Regions from separate parts of the Homo sapiens genome. Here regions 1 and 3 are each linked to region 2. Evidence: chromatin contacts called from ENCODE Hi-C or POLR2A ChIA-PET data. All regions are on one chromosome and are shown on one strand. Each heading gives the region's core, a stretch centred on a gene start or an enhancer-like site at or near the end of the contact. The rest is flanking DNA. Distances are from core to core; before and after follow the strand shown. Region 1 holds the start of FAAP20 (FA core complex associated protein 20). Region 2 holds the start of TTC34 (tetratricopeptide repeat domain 34). Region 3 overlaps PRKCZ (protein kinase C zeta).

Region 1 (3,734 bases), core at 271-2,770, 610 kb before region 2:
TCTCCAGACAAAAAAGACGATCTTCATTTTTAAAACCCATGACGCACTCTCGGGAAGGTGTTCCTGTGCTCTGGGCCTGGGGACGCTGGTGCCACCAGATTCCAGGATGGCCAGGTGGACCCGGGGCCAGTGCTCCCAGCCTTCCTTCTGTGCTGTTCTGTGGGCCCCCAGCCTGCCCTGCCCACAGAGCACGGCAAGCAGGTGGACCCCAGACCCGTGACAGAGAGCCACCTGGACATGCCAGGCCACAGCACTGGGCCACCTTTCCAGTGTGAAACAGGGCTTTAAAAGCCAGCGCTGAGCTCGGCCACCTCTTGACCTTCTGAACGGCTGTGGTTTCCAAACACGGATGGATAACCGGGCCGGGCGCAGGGGTGGCCTACTCACCTGGGGGCGAACTCCTTCTGGCACATGGGGCAGCTGCGCAGGGCCGCGGCACCCTCCACAGACGGCTGCTGCTCCACCCTGGGGGCCCTGCAGGGATCAGGTGCCGGGCGCTGGGGCAGGGACCTGGCGGGGGATTCCAGGTGCCCTCCTGCCCCGTGAAGCAGCCGGTAGGAACGGCCCGGGCCCCACAGGTCCGGCGGAAAGGGTGTCCAGGAAAAGGTCTTGGGTCCGACAGTGAAGACTTCAGTGGGCTCCGGGCCGCACCTGGGCTCCTGCAACACAGAGTTGTTGGGCCTTGCCCAGCGATGGCTCCCGCCCTGGAAACCCCTTCATCGCTAAGATGGGCCCAGTGGGCACACCTGTCCTGGGAAGGCGGGCAGTGAAGGCACCTCGTGATCCAGGATCAGCTCCGGGCTCACCGTGCGCAGTAGCTCGGCCCAGAGCCGCTCCCGCTCATCACCCCCCAGGAGAAACCAGGGGCGGCCGCCAGAAGGCCTGGGGCAGACAGAGAGGGCAGACAGGGGGTACTCAGTAGCGGAAACGCTATGGTGGGGAGACCCGGGAGGGCCTGGGGCAGAGAGAGCGGGGAGATGGGGGGTACTAGAGGGAAATTCGATGGTGCGGGAGGTGGCCGGCAGGGTTGGGGGAAGGGCTGCTGGGGCAGACAGTGCGGAGATGAGGGGTACTGGGGGTGGGGGAGCGGGGTGGGTGGGTGGAAATATGGGGTCCTCAGCGGGATGAGGCGATGGTTGGGGAGATTGCGGAGGGCCTGGGGAAGGTAGAGGGTTAGATGGGGGGTGCTCAGGGGAGACGCGATGATGGGAGAGGCGCGGGAGGGCCTGGGGCGGCGCGGGGGAAGCTCGGCGTGGGGTGGGGGCTCAAGGCGGGCGCTGAATGGCGGCGCGGGGTGGGGCGACGGGCGTGGGGGCCGGGCCCGGGGGCAGGGAGCCCTCCCCAGGGGGAGAATAGAGCGGGAGGCCCGCGGGGGCGCCGGGAAGCACGTGGGAGCGGGAAAACCGGCCGCGCCCCCGCCCGGCTCCCGGCCTCACCCGCCCGCCGGGCGCGGCCTCCGGCGGCTCAACCCCAGCCGCGGCCTCCGCGCCGCCTCCATCCAAGCCCGCGCCGGGCGGAAGTGAGCGCAAGCCCCGCCCCCGCCCCTCCAGGCCCCGCCCCCGCCCCGGCCCCGCCTCCAGACCTCTGCAGCGAGGCCGCCCCCCTCCGAGACAGTCGGAACCCCAGGGGCCCTGATCCCAGCCTGTAGGGAAACTGAGGCCAGGGTTCCTTCGTCCTGCACCGCACAGGGGGGCCTGGCGTGAGGGTGGGGGGCCCAGGTGGGGGAGCCCCGCCCGTGTCCCCTTTCCCGTCCGGGCAGCCCCCGGGCCGGAGCCCCCTCCGTTACCCCGATGGCTGCCCGGCCCGCCCCGGCACTGCCTCCTCCCGGCTGCACCCAACAGCTCCCGCCCCCGTTTCCGGCTCTGCGGAGCCGCCTCTCCTCCCAGGACCATTCCAGGAGTAAATAAAGCTTGAAATCCGCCGTCGCCACCACCGTTTCTTTACAAAAGGCGGGGAACTCAAGCTCCTTAACCAAGAAACCAGAGGCGAAGTGACAAAGTCCAGGTGGCTCACTTGGGCCTCAGGGGCCTGGGCCAGGGCCCTGGGGGCAGCTGAGGGGCTTTCCTGCCTGGACCCCGGGCTCTGCGACCTCAAAGTCGGCCACGTGGTGGCAGCAGCCGCCCAGGCACCCTGGTGCCACACTTGGCTGTGCCCAGTGCCCCATGGGCCCAGGCCACTTGCCTCTCCCTTGGCCCTGCTGGGCCCTGGAGTGGCTGCCACCCTCACGGAAGGAGTGGGGTCTACAGAGATCAGGGTCAGGGGCCCTCGCCAGACGCCACTCAGGGCTCTGGGACTCCTTGGCAGTTTCTGCCCTGCCCAGCCCCAGCAGCTTTGGGGCTATGCTGGGCACCCCTCCTGCAGGGCTCCCTGGCTGTTCCTACCCCTCACCTGGCCCCTCCCAGCCCCCAGTCGTCTGTGCCCTCCCTCCAGAACTCAGCTGTGGAGCCCGGCCCTGAACCCAGGCCACCCGAGTGGCCCACCGTCCTTCAAGGGGCCCCAGCCTGGAGGCCATAGGTTGGTGTTCAGGGAAAGGGTCAGCAGCAGGGCCTGGACTGGGAGGTCCCCCTCTCCCTGCATGAGTGGTTTTCTTCCGCACACCTTCCTGCTCTAGATGCTGGAGGCCCCCAGCAGAACAAGATGGAGGCACCAACCCCCAGGCCCTTCGACTTGAGTGAGCAGATGGAGATGCAGCGCTGAGTGCTGCCCGGGCAGGGGGAGGGGGCCTGGGGGAGCTGCTGCAGGCCGTGTGGTCTCAGGGGGCCCTGTGGGAGGTAGCCTGTGGCTGGGCCTGCTCTCAGGCGAGAGAAGCCCAGCCGTGGGGTCTCTGCAGCCCCACGTCCACCACATGGCAGGTGCCAGCTGACCAAGCGCTCTCAGACAGCCAGTGTCCAGGGCTCCCCGACAGTCCTGGCTGCCCTGGCTTCAGCTCCGAGCTTCTGGGTCTTTCCTGGAAATGTCACCATGGTCTGCAGGAGGGCCTTGGGTACTTCCAGGAAGACTGGTCCCAGCCTCCCAAGACAGGAGAAAAGGCCAGGCCCAGCAGCCCATGCCTGCAATTCTAGGACTTGGGGAGGTCCAGGCAGGCAGATTGCTTGAGCCCAGGAGTTTGAGACCAGCCTGGGCAACATGGCAAGACCTTGTCTCTATAAATAAAAAATTAGCTGGGCATGGTGGCATGTGCCTGTGGTCCCACCTACTTGGGTGGCTAAGGTGGGAGGATCACCTGAGCCCAGGTAGGTGGGGGCTGCAGTGAGGCAAGATCGTGCCACTGCACTCCAGACCCCAACTCAAAAAAAAAAAAAAATAGGCCAGGTGTGGTGGCTCAAGCCTGCAATCCCAGCACTTTGGGAGGCCAAGTCGGGAGGATCACTTGAGGCCAGGAGTTTGAGACCAGCCTGGCCAACATGCAGAAACCCCATCTCTACTAAAAATACAAAAATTAGCCGGGCATGGTGGTGCACACCTTTAATCCCAACTACTTGGGTGGCTGAGGCACGAAAACCACCTGAGCCTAGGAGGCATAGGTTGTGGTGAGCCAAGATCGCACCACTGCACAACAGCTTGGGCATCACAGCAAGACTCTGTCTCGAAAAACAAAAAAAGACAGAGGAGAAAAGCCCTTGGTGACAAGTGTTTGCTCAGCTCTCTGTGCCGTGCTGGGGGTGGTGGGGGGTGTTCTTGCTCCTTCCTCTCCCTTCCCCACTCTGGCTCCCAACCCCAGGGTTCTGCTGTTG
Region 2 (3,802 bases), core at 618-3,117:
ACCGGCTGGAGCAGTACCTTGCCCATCCCATTTCTTAAAGCATGCATTTTGTTTGTGTCTTTGGGTGCTCCAAAGGGGCAGGGCCTGACTTTCTTGTCACTGAGGCACCCCAGCCCCAGCACAGCCTCACCCCATCATGGCAGGACATAACCATGTGGGGAGGGAGTGGCGGGGGCAGCTTTCACCCTGGCTCTGCAGGGGCCATGCCGTCCTCCTACCTTGGGGTTCGCTGCCGGTGGGATGGGCCTCGAGGGCCCGGCTGCATGCTGCCAGGCAGTCCTCAAACCTGCCGCTGTGGAGCAGAGCTTCAGGTGACAGGGTGTCACTCCGGGTGCCCCTGGGGTCCAGAGCCGCCAGGAGTCGCTGGCCACCGGTCTCCTGCTGGCCGGCACTGTGCCCAGCCTCCGGGTGCCCCGAGAGGTAGTCCTGGAGGGCACTGAGCAGCGCGGGGAGGTGGGGCCGCTGGTGGGTGCGAATGAAAGCTACCGTCCGGTCGGCGCTGGAGGCGAAGGCCTGGAGATAGGCGGCCACACCATCCGCTGCCTGCACCCCGGACAGGACCCAGGCGAGGGCGCGGGTCAGCCGCAGCTCCAGGACTTGCTGTGCATGAGAGTCCAGCAGGGCGCTGCAGCGTTGCACCACTTCTTCGTGACGCCCGCGGGCCAGCAGACCTGCCAGCAGGTGCAGGATGGCGGCGGGGTGGTCCGGGCAGAGGGCGCCGAGGAAGGCAGAGGCCAGCGACCCTGTCAGGGAGACCACTGCCATGCCGTCCCAGTGGATGGCGGGGATCTGGCTGTCCCCGCGGCACCAGGACTCCAGGGTGGCCACCACCGCCGCCCCCCGAGCCTGGGCCAGGGCAGTGCGCACACTCTGCAGGGCTGAGGGGGCGTGGCAGCTGAATGCAGCCAGGTAGAAGGCGGTGGCCAGGGGCAGCTCCCCCAGCGCCAGATGCTGCTCCCCCTCCCGGCAGAGGCAGGCCACGAGCTCCTGGGCTGACATCATGTCTGGGACCCCGACGGGCCCATGTCTGGTCCTCAGAGTACCTGGGGGTGGGGGAGCATGGTGAGTCCACAGAGGGCGGCCAGTTCTCCTGCCCTGTGGCCACCCGTGCCCAGCCTCAAGCCACCTCCACCCCTTCCCATTGACCCCACGGTCAGTGCAGACCCCACTGGGTGAAAACTGGGGGGATCCTGGGCTGGTGGGGTGGGGCCTACCAGGTGTCCCAGGCCAACTTCCAGCCCACTGTTCACCTCTGGGGCCTCAGTTTCGTGCCTTGCAGAATGGGACAGTGGCCTCCCCCAGCTCAGTTCCCTCTAAGAACATCTGACCCCTGAGTGTCCATGTCGGGAGGGTTACGGTGGCCCGAGGTGTCAGGGCCCAGCAATAGGAACCCCGGACCCACCCTCTGCCCCTCCCAACCCTGAGCCCCTCAGGAAGGCACACCCCCCGTCAGTCCAGGCAGCCCTCTCAGTGGGACGCAGGACCACACCCCTGCCCACCCTCTCACACCTGGGCCATTCGAGGGGGGCGCCGAGAGCACCTGCCAGGCCCTTGGGTCGGGGGAGCCACCCCAGCCCATGGGTGGGGGGGTTCAGTTTTGAGGTTGAGGTTCCAGGGACAGCCCCTGGTACTCCCCTATTCCCTGTCCCCAAGCTACTTGACCTGACGAACTAGCTCCGCACAGCCCTTTCTTCCCTCATCAAACAGGCAGCCCCCAGCATCCGCTCTCAGACACACACAGACACACTCACACTCGTCTGCAGCTTGGAGGCTGAGCCGGCTGTGCCCTGGGGACCCAGATTCCCTCGTGGGTGGTGGGGGACAGAGGGATGTGGCTGGCTGGAGGGCCCAGGCCTGGGTGGGGCTCCTATGACCGCCCCGTGTGGGTTGGGGAAGGCACAGCCTGCGGTTTCCCGGGAGAGTGTCAACACCCTTGGGTCTCCTGGCTGTCCTGCAGCGCCCCGCTGTGGCCAGAGGCTACCAGGCCGAGGTCCCACCCACACTGCCCCAGCCAGGCTCCAATGGGCTGCCTCAGAGCAGAGAACCCTGAGTTCATGGGGGTGTTGGGGGAGAAGGGGCCTGTGGGGTACAGCCCCCCATAGCCGGGGCCAGCCTCCACCCTGCCTGCTCTGCCAGGGTGCCCCCAGCCTCCTCTCCACATAGATGAGGAGGGCGCTTCCTGGAGGCAGGTGGGGGCCGCCTGCCCACCCAGTGCACTCAGGCTCTGGGTTTGTCCCCCAGAACTCCGCCTGGGCTGCTATGCGGGCCCCTCACCGCCCAGCCTCACTCCTCTTCTGGCAGGGCCCTGTCACCCGGTCCTGGGGCACCTCCCCACAGGCTGTTCCCTGTGCCGGCAGCTGGGACTGGACCTTCCGTGCACAGCCAGCCCATTTCCCTTGGCCGTCCTCCCTCTGAGAGGCTTAGGCAGCCCTGTCCTGCCTGCACCAGCTGAGCCAGCTGTGCCCTGGGGAGGGCAGGGCACATTAGCCGAGGGCACACCCCTCCCCCATCACAGGGTTGAGGCCCAGAGGCAGCTCTGGGAGCCATGACCTGAGCCTACTGCCCAGGGACCCTGATTGTTGCTGAGGAAGGGGTGGCAGCATAGGGACTATTTTAGGAAACATCACCTTCAGCCCGTGGCCACCGTCAGCCCATGCCGCAGGAGCAGAAAGACTGAGTGGGGTGGCTGGAGGCAGGCTCAGGTCCCTGAAGCTGAGACCCCACCACCGGCAGCTGCCCTGGAGGGCAGGCATGAGTGGGGGGAATGGGGGTGGTGCGTCCCTGAGAGAGGTCCCTCCCAATTCAGGATGCCAAGGTGCCCGGACACCAGGCCAATGCTGGCTCCTCTGTGGGGCTCAGGGAAGCAGGGTTGGGGGTGCCCTTTGGGGGAGGAGATCTTGGGAGTGGGGGGTGGCATCCCTGATCCCCTCGATGTCTGGGTCTCCTGAGACATGCCCCGCAGGCCCTTTGGGGAGGGTGTGGAGCCCCTGCAGCGTGGGCAGAGCAGTCAGGGTCAGTCTGAGGGTGCAGGGCAGGGGGGTCAGCAGGGCTGGGGCTGCCTGGCCCAGTTCTTCAGCTCCATGACATTCACCAGGGCCCAAGGCCTGTGCGGGTAATGCAGTGGGGGCAGTTTATTAAGAGATTGCCCATTACTCGGTGTTGATTACTTTCATTTTAATTGCCCTAATTAGGCGAGAGCTGTAATGGAGTGGGGCTGTCACCAGGGCTGTAGAAGAGCCCGGGGCACAGAGGTGGCAGGTCTGCGCGACAGTTGCCATCACAGCAGTGCCGATGGGCCCCCTGCGTCTCTGCCCTGTGCACAGTGCCCTGCCCGGGGCCCACAGGCACTGGCCAGATGAGCCTGGAAGTCTCGGAGGGTCCCGAGCTATGATCACAGCCCCTGCCTGAGAGCAGCACACCTGGATGCAGGTAATCCCAGGGCCGCCTCCACGCCACCTCCCAATCCGCACTCTCGTCTCTGATTCTGCCACAGACAAAAGTGGGCGGCTGAGCCGGACAGGGAGGCCGAGGCCGGTGCCTGGTAGTCTCAGGGTCTCGTGTTCGGGTTTGTGCTGCTTTAGTTTATGAGTCAAAAGGATTTCCAACATTTCCAACTTGAGGCTAGCGGGGGGCGGGGGATACTGCTCATTTGCCCTCTGCACACTTTCCCATTCAAGACCATTAGCGCACTGACAGCGTAGGGAGCTGGCTCATCTGACGCTTCAGGGGGAAACAGGGTTTGAGGGTGATGGAAGCATTCAGCCCTGACTGGACCCACAACAACTACTTGTCCTTACAGACC
Region 3 (3,892 bases), core at 955-3,454, 630 kb before region 2:
CGTCTCGGGGCGCCTGTCCCGCGGGGTAGTGTCTACAAGAACCCTCTCCCAGTAACTTTGCCCCCACAGGAAGGCCTGGGCCCTGGTGACACAACGAGCACTTTCTGCGGAACCCCGAATTACATCGCCCCCGAAATCCTGCGGGGAGAGGAGTACGGTGAGTGCCGCTGCCCTGGCCCCTCTCGGAGCACACAGGGCCAGAGATGGCTTCGGGCCTGGCCCAGCAGCCAGGGAGAGGTGTCCTTGACCATCTTACACCCAAAAGCCACACACTGTCTTTCCCAGCCGGATGTCATCATCTGGCCTCAGCCCCTTATTTGAATTCTGGAAAACCTCCCATGTCCACTTGAGCAGCTCCTTGGGGAGGGCACTGCACAGGATTCCTCCTGCCAGGGAGCCCCGGGGCACAGGGAGGGGAAAGACACAGAAAGCGGGGGTGGGACAGGGTGCAGCACCTGAGTCCCCGTGCTGCACGAGTGGCTGGGGGAGAAGCTGTTGTCTGGGGAGCCCCAGGGGGTGCAGGAGCGTGTGGACAGGACCCCACAGGCCCTGCGGCTGAGGACGCCGTGCACACCAGAGTGTTTCTGCTCCTCTCCCCTCTCTGGGCGTGAAACGGGGACATGGGCACGCGTGTGCAGCCGTGTGTGCGTGTGTGAAACGGGGACGTGGGCACGCGTGTGCAGCCGTGTGTGCGTGTGTGAAACGGGGATGTGGGCACGCGTGTGCAGCCGTGTGTGCGTGTGTGAAACGGGGACGTGGGCACGCGTGTGCAGCCCTGTGTGCGTGTGTGCCGTTGGGCTGAGTGTTCGTGTGTCGGGCATCCATGTGTGTTGTGTGCACATGCATACTGTGTTTGTACACACTCCACCCACTTCTGCATCCTGGTGTTTTCAATGAGGCATGCATGGTGTGCCTTCAGACATTTTTACACATTTTTTTTGCCATCAGAATGGGTGTGGGGCAGGCAGGGCGGGCAGGTCACTCGCCGCTGGGATAACTGGGCTCCCCAGCGGCCACAATGGAAGTCTCAGTAGCCAGAGAAGGACAGACAGCAGATTGGAGGACTGGAATATAGTCTAGAACCCAGCTTGGGATGGGGATTCCGTGTGGGACAGCGGCAGCGTCTCACCTCAGCAGGGACCAGGGGGACTTCCGGGGACGCAGAGACAGCTGCTGTCCTTGGGCAAAACGGGTCAGGGTCTCCCACCCCTCATTCGCTGGAACACATTCCCAACAGGTTGACTACTTGAACCTTTTTAAAAAACAAAATGGCTGTAGAAGGAAACACAGGAGAGTATTTCCGTTACTGCAGCGAAAGGGCTTCTTCAAGCTTAGTTCTGTAGAAGCAGAAACGAGAGAGGAGGGTCGTCCGCAGGTTCCACCAGTGCCTCGTGCCGGTGTGGTCACAGGTGCCCTGGCAGGACCGACAGCCCAGAGGCAGCCTGGGAGACCTCCGTAGTGTCAGGGACGGTGGCAGGGAGGCCGAGCTGCCAGGTGGAGGTGCTGGTTCTGTTTGGGAAGTGGAAGTCACAGAGGCCTGTGTGCCGCCTGCTCAAGCCTGGCTCACACTCGTGTCAACTGGGCATGAAAACCAACGCCAGCCAGGTTCGTCCTGCTGCCGGCCCATGTGGCCCCACTCGGTGATGGCTGTGTGCTCTCCCCCAGGGTTCAGCGTGGACTGGTGGGCGCTGGGAGTCCTCATGTTTGAGATGATGGCCGGGCGCTCCCCGTTCGACATCATCACCGACAACCCGGACATGAACACAGAGGACTACCTTTTCCAAGGTGCGTGCCCCGCTGTGCGTTCGTACCCCTCACCTGCACGACTGTCTTCCTTCCTTTTCAAAGGTGCAGGTGGAGGGGTCCCGCGGGTGCCTGGAGCGGCAGTGCCATGCAAAGCGTACCGGGAACCATTCCTCCTGGCCAGACCCTGTGTCACATGCCACTCCCCGGGCCGTGGGGTGGGGTTACCACACCTGTGGGTCAGCAGGAAAGAGAACCTGTCCCCATTCAGCTCCAACTCCCTCCTGCCCTGGCCAGCAGCACATGCTGGAGCCCCAGCATGTCCTTGACCGAGGCTGTACCGAGCTGAAAGCACAGCCCCCACCCCCAAAACCCACAGCCACCATCATGGGCTCCTTCCCACCTGGAGGCCCCGGGACCTGCTCCTGGTCTGGAATTCAGTGCTGTGGGGATGTGGGATCTGGGAACGCGGCTGTCTCCGCGGTGCCCTCTGGTGGCCAGCCTGCAGAGGCACCCGTGTACCTGCGATCTTGGGGCTGAGGAAGGGGAGCTGCTGGTTCACGTCCGATCCTACGACACGTGCCAGCGCATGTAACCAGGAGGCCCAGGGAGGACCCGGCGGGACTCCGGGTTATAGATATTGCTGGGCTGTAGGAAGGGAGGGGCTCCGGGGCCCCAAGGCTGAGCTCCCAAAGCTCTTGCTCAGAGTCAGAGTCTGGGCGGCACTGGGCAAATGGCACACAACACAGGCAAGTCCTCACCAGGCTCCGCCCTTGCAGTGATCCTGGAGAAGCCCATCCGGATCCCCCGGTTCCTGTCCGTCAAAGCCTCCCATGTTTTAAAAGGATTTTTAAATAAGGTACGTTTCTGGCCATGCTGACAAAATCTCGTTTGTGGCCTCGGTGTTGGTGGGCAGAGGGCCAGGCACGGCTGTTGGCCATTTTTTCATGTCGGCTGCTGTGTATCGGGTGTGTGGGTTGATTTTCCGCTTCAGTATTTGAGCTCTGTGTTCTGTGAATCGTCCGTTTTTACTCACACCTAACAAAATGAGAATGTGTGCCCAAGGAAAATGGAACGGAGCTTAACGTACGGGGAAGGAACTTTCAATAAAGGAAACATCTGATTTCCACCACCTGGGTCAGAGCATCGGGGGAGGGCTTGTCAGCACTGGGAGTGGCCACCAAGGAGAGGGGGTCATGGGGCTTCCGGGATGGGGCTGACTTGTCCTTGTTTGAACTCTGACCTCCAGGACCCCAAAGAGAGGCTCGGCTGCCGGCCACAGACTGGATTTTCTGACATCAAGTCCCACGCGTTCTTCCGCAGCATAGACTGGGACTTGGTAAAGCATCACAAAGCCTATTTGCACCCCCATCCCCATCCCAACCCCAAATCTACCCAACCCCCATCCCAACCCCAACCCCAATATTCACCCAACCCCCACCCCACCCCATCCGAACCCCAATATCCATCCCAACCCCAAATTCATCCAACCCTCACCCCACCACCAACCCAACCCCCAGCCCAACTCCCACCCCAACCCCCAACTCAACCCCCACCCCAATATCCACCCAACCCCACTCCAACCCCTACACCCCCAACCCCTCCAACCCCTATAATCTGGTGGACAGAGCCGGGGCTGTGTGGGCCGGGTGGGCTGTGTGAGCTCGCGCACCGCCGGGCTGGTCTTTGACATGGCCCCACTTGCGTGGAGCCAAGGCTCCTGTCTCCCAGAAGGGTCAGCTGGGAATGGGGGACCACCCTCCAGGGCCCCGAGGAGGGATGGGGAGACACATTTCGTCCTCCGGAGCCAGGAGAGTGAGGGGCCGGACGAGCTCGGCCCATGGCGCTTCCTGGCAACCCTCGACTGTGCTGGCTTGGTGCCGCCAGGAGCTAGCGGCACATGCGTCCTGACCTGTGAGCACATTGGCTGTTGGTTCCACAGGGATCTGATAGTGGGGGCCGGCCTAGAGAAGGGCGTTTGCTTTGGTTTCATGGCCGGTTTTATCAGCAGTTACTGGACAGGACCAGCAGTCGCAGCGTTCACGGCTTGAGCTTTAGCGTCGGGTATTGAAGGAGAGTGAGTCTGTGGACAGGGTGCGACGTACACTGGCTCGATTTAGGAATCTGATTTCGGTGGTGTGTGAGCAGG

The links. A loop is a pair of places that touch in the nucleus more often than their neighbours do. ChIA-PET counts read pairs that join two places held with the same protein, here RNA polymerase II (POLR2A). Pooled maps may share reads with other maps.
Region 1: a map with no recorded cell type shows a loop between it and region 2 (11-fold over the local background). The contact joins the promoter of FAAP20 here to the promoter of TTC34 in region 2. A Hi-C loop is called at or near these places in 1 of 37 single-sample maps with no recorded cell type and 4 of 50 pooled maps. POLR2A ChIA-PET finds 5 or more read pairs at or near these places in 3 of 52 experiments (HEK293T, IMR-90 and PC-9).
Region 3: a loop to region 2 is called in a pooled map of heart right ventricle, with 4 times the contacts of the local background. The contact joins the enhancer-like site here to the promoter of TTC34 in region 2. A Hi-C loop is called at or near these places in 5 of 50 pooled maps. POLR2A ChIA-PET finds 5 or more read pairs at or near these places in 3 of 52 experiments (HEK293T, PC-9 and naive thymus-derived CD4-positive, alpha-beta T cell).

What each region holds. Positions count from the first base shown.
Region 1 is chr1:2,193,252-2,196,985 of GRCh38, forward strand. FAAP20 (FA core complex associated protein 20) reads right to left here and starts at 1,521. Exons shown (of 4, transcript NM_182533.4): 1 at 1,437-1,521; 2 at 747-882; 3 at 388-659. The coding sequence starts at 1,498. RefSeq lists silencers at 1,276-1,365, 1,376-1,855 and an enhancer at 2,489-3,155.
Region 2 is chr1:2,799,826-2,803,627 of GRCh38, forward strand. It overlaps TTC34 (tetratricopeptide repeat domain 34), which reads right to left and starts at 1,868. Exons shown (of 9, transcript NM_001242672.3): 1 at 1,752-1,868; 2 at 219-1,043. The coding sequence starts at 1,002.
Region 3 is chr1:2,172,232-2,176,123 of GRCh38, forward strand. It overlaps PRKCZ (protein kinase C zeta), which reads left to right. Exons shown (of 18, transcript NM_002744.6): 13 at 70-157; 14 at 1,666-1,785; 15 at 2,523-2,602; 16 at 2,993-3,082. Among named protein-coding and RNA genes, the nearest start is that of PRKCZ-AS1, 9.7 kb to the right of the region's middle. RefSeq lists a silencer at 1,615-1,781 and an enhancer at 3,335-3,892. Within about 2 kb of position 2,205, at least 7 of the 41 ENCODE cell types and tissues checked have a DNase peak (open chromatin) inside an H3K27ac peak, as active enhancers do.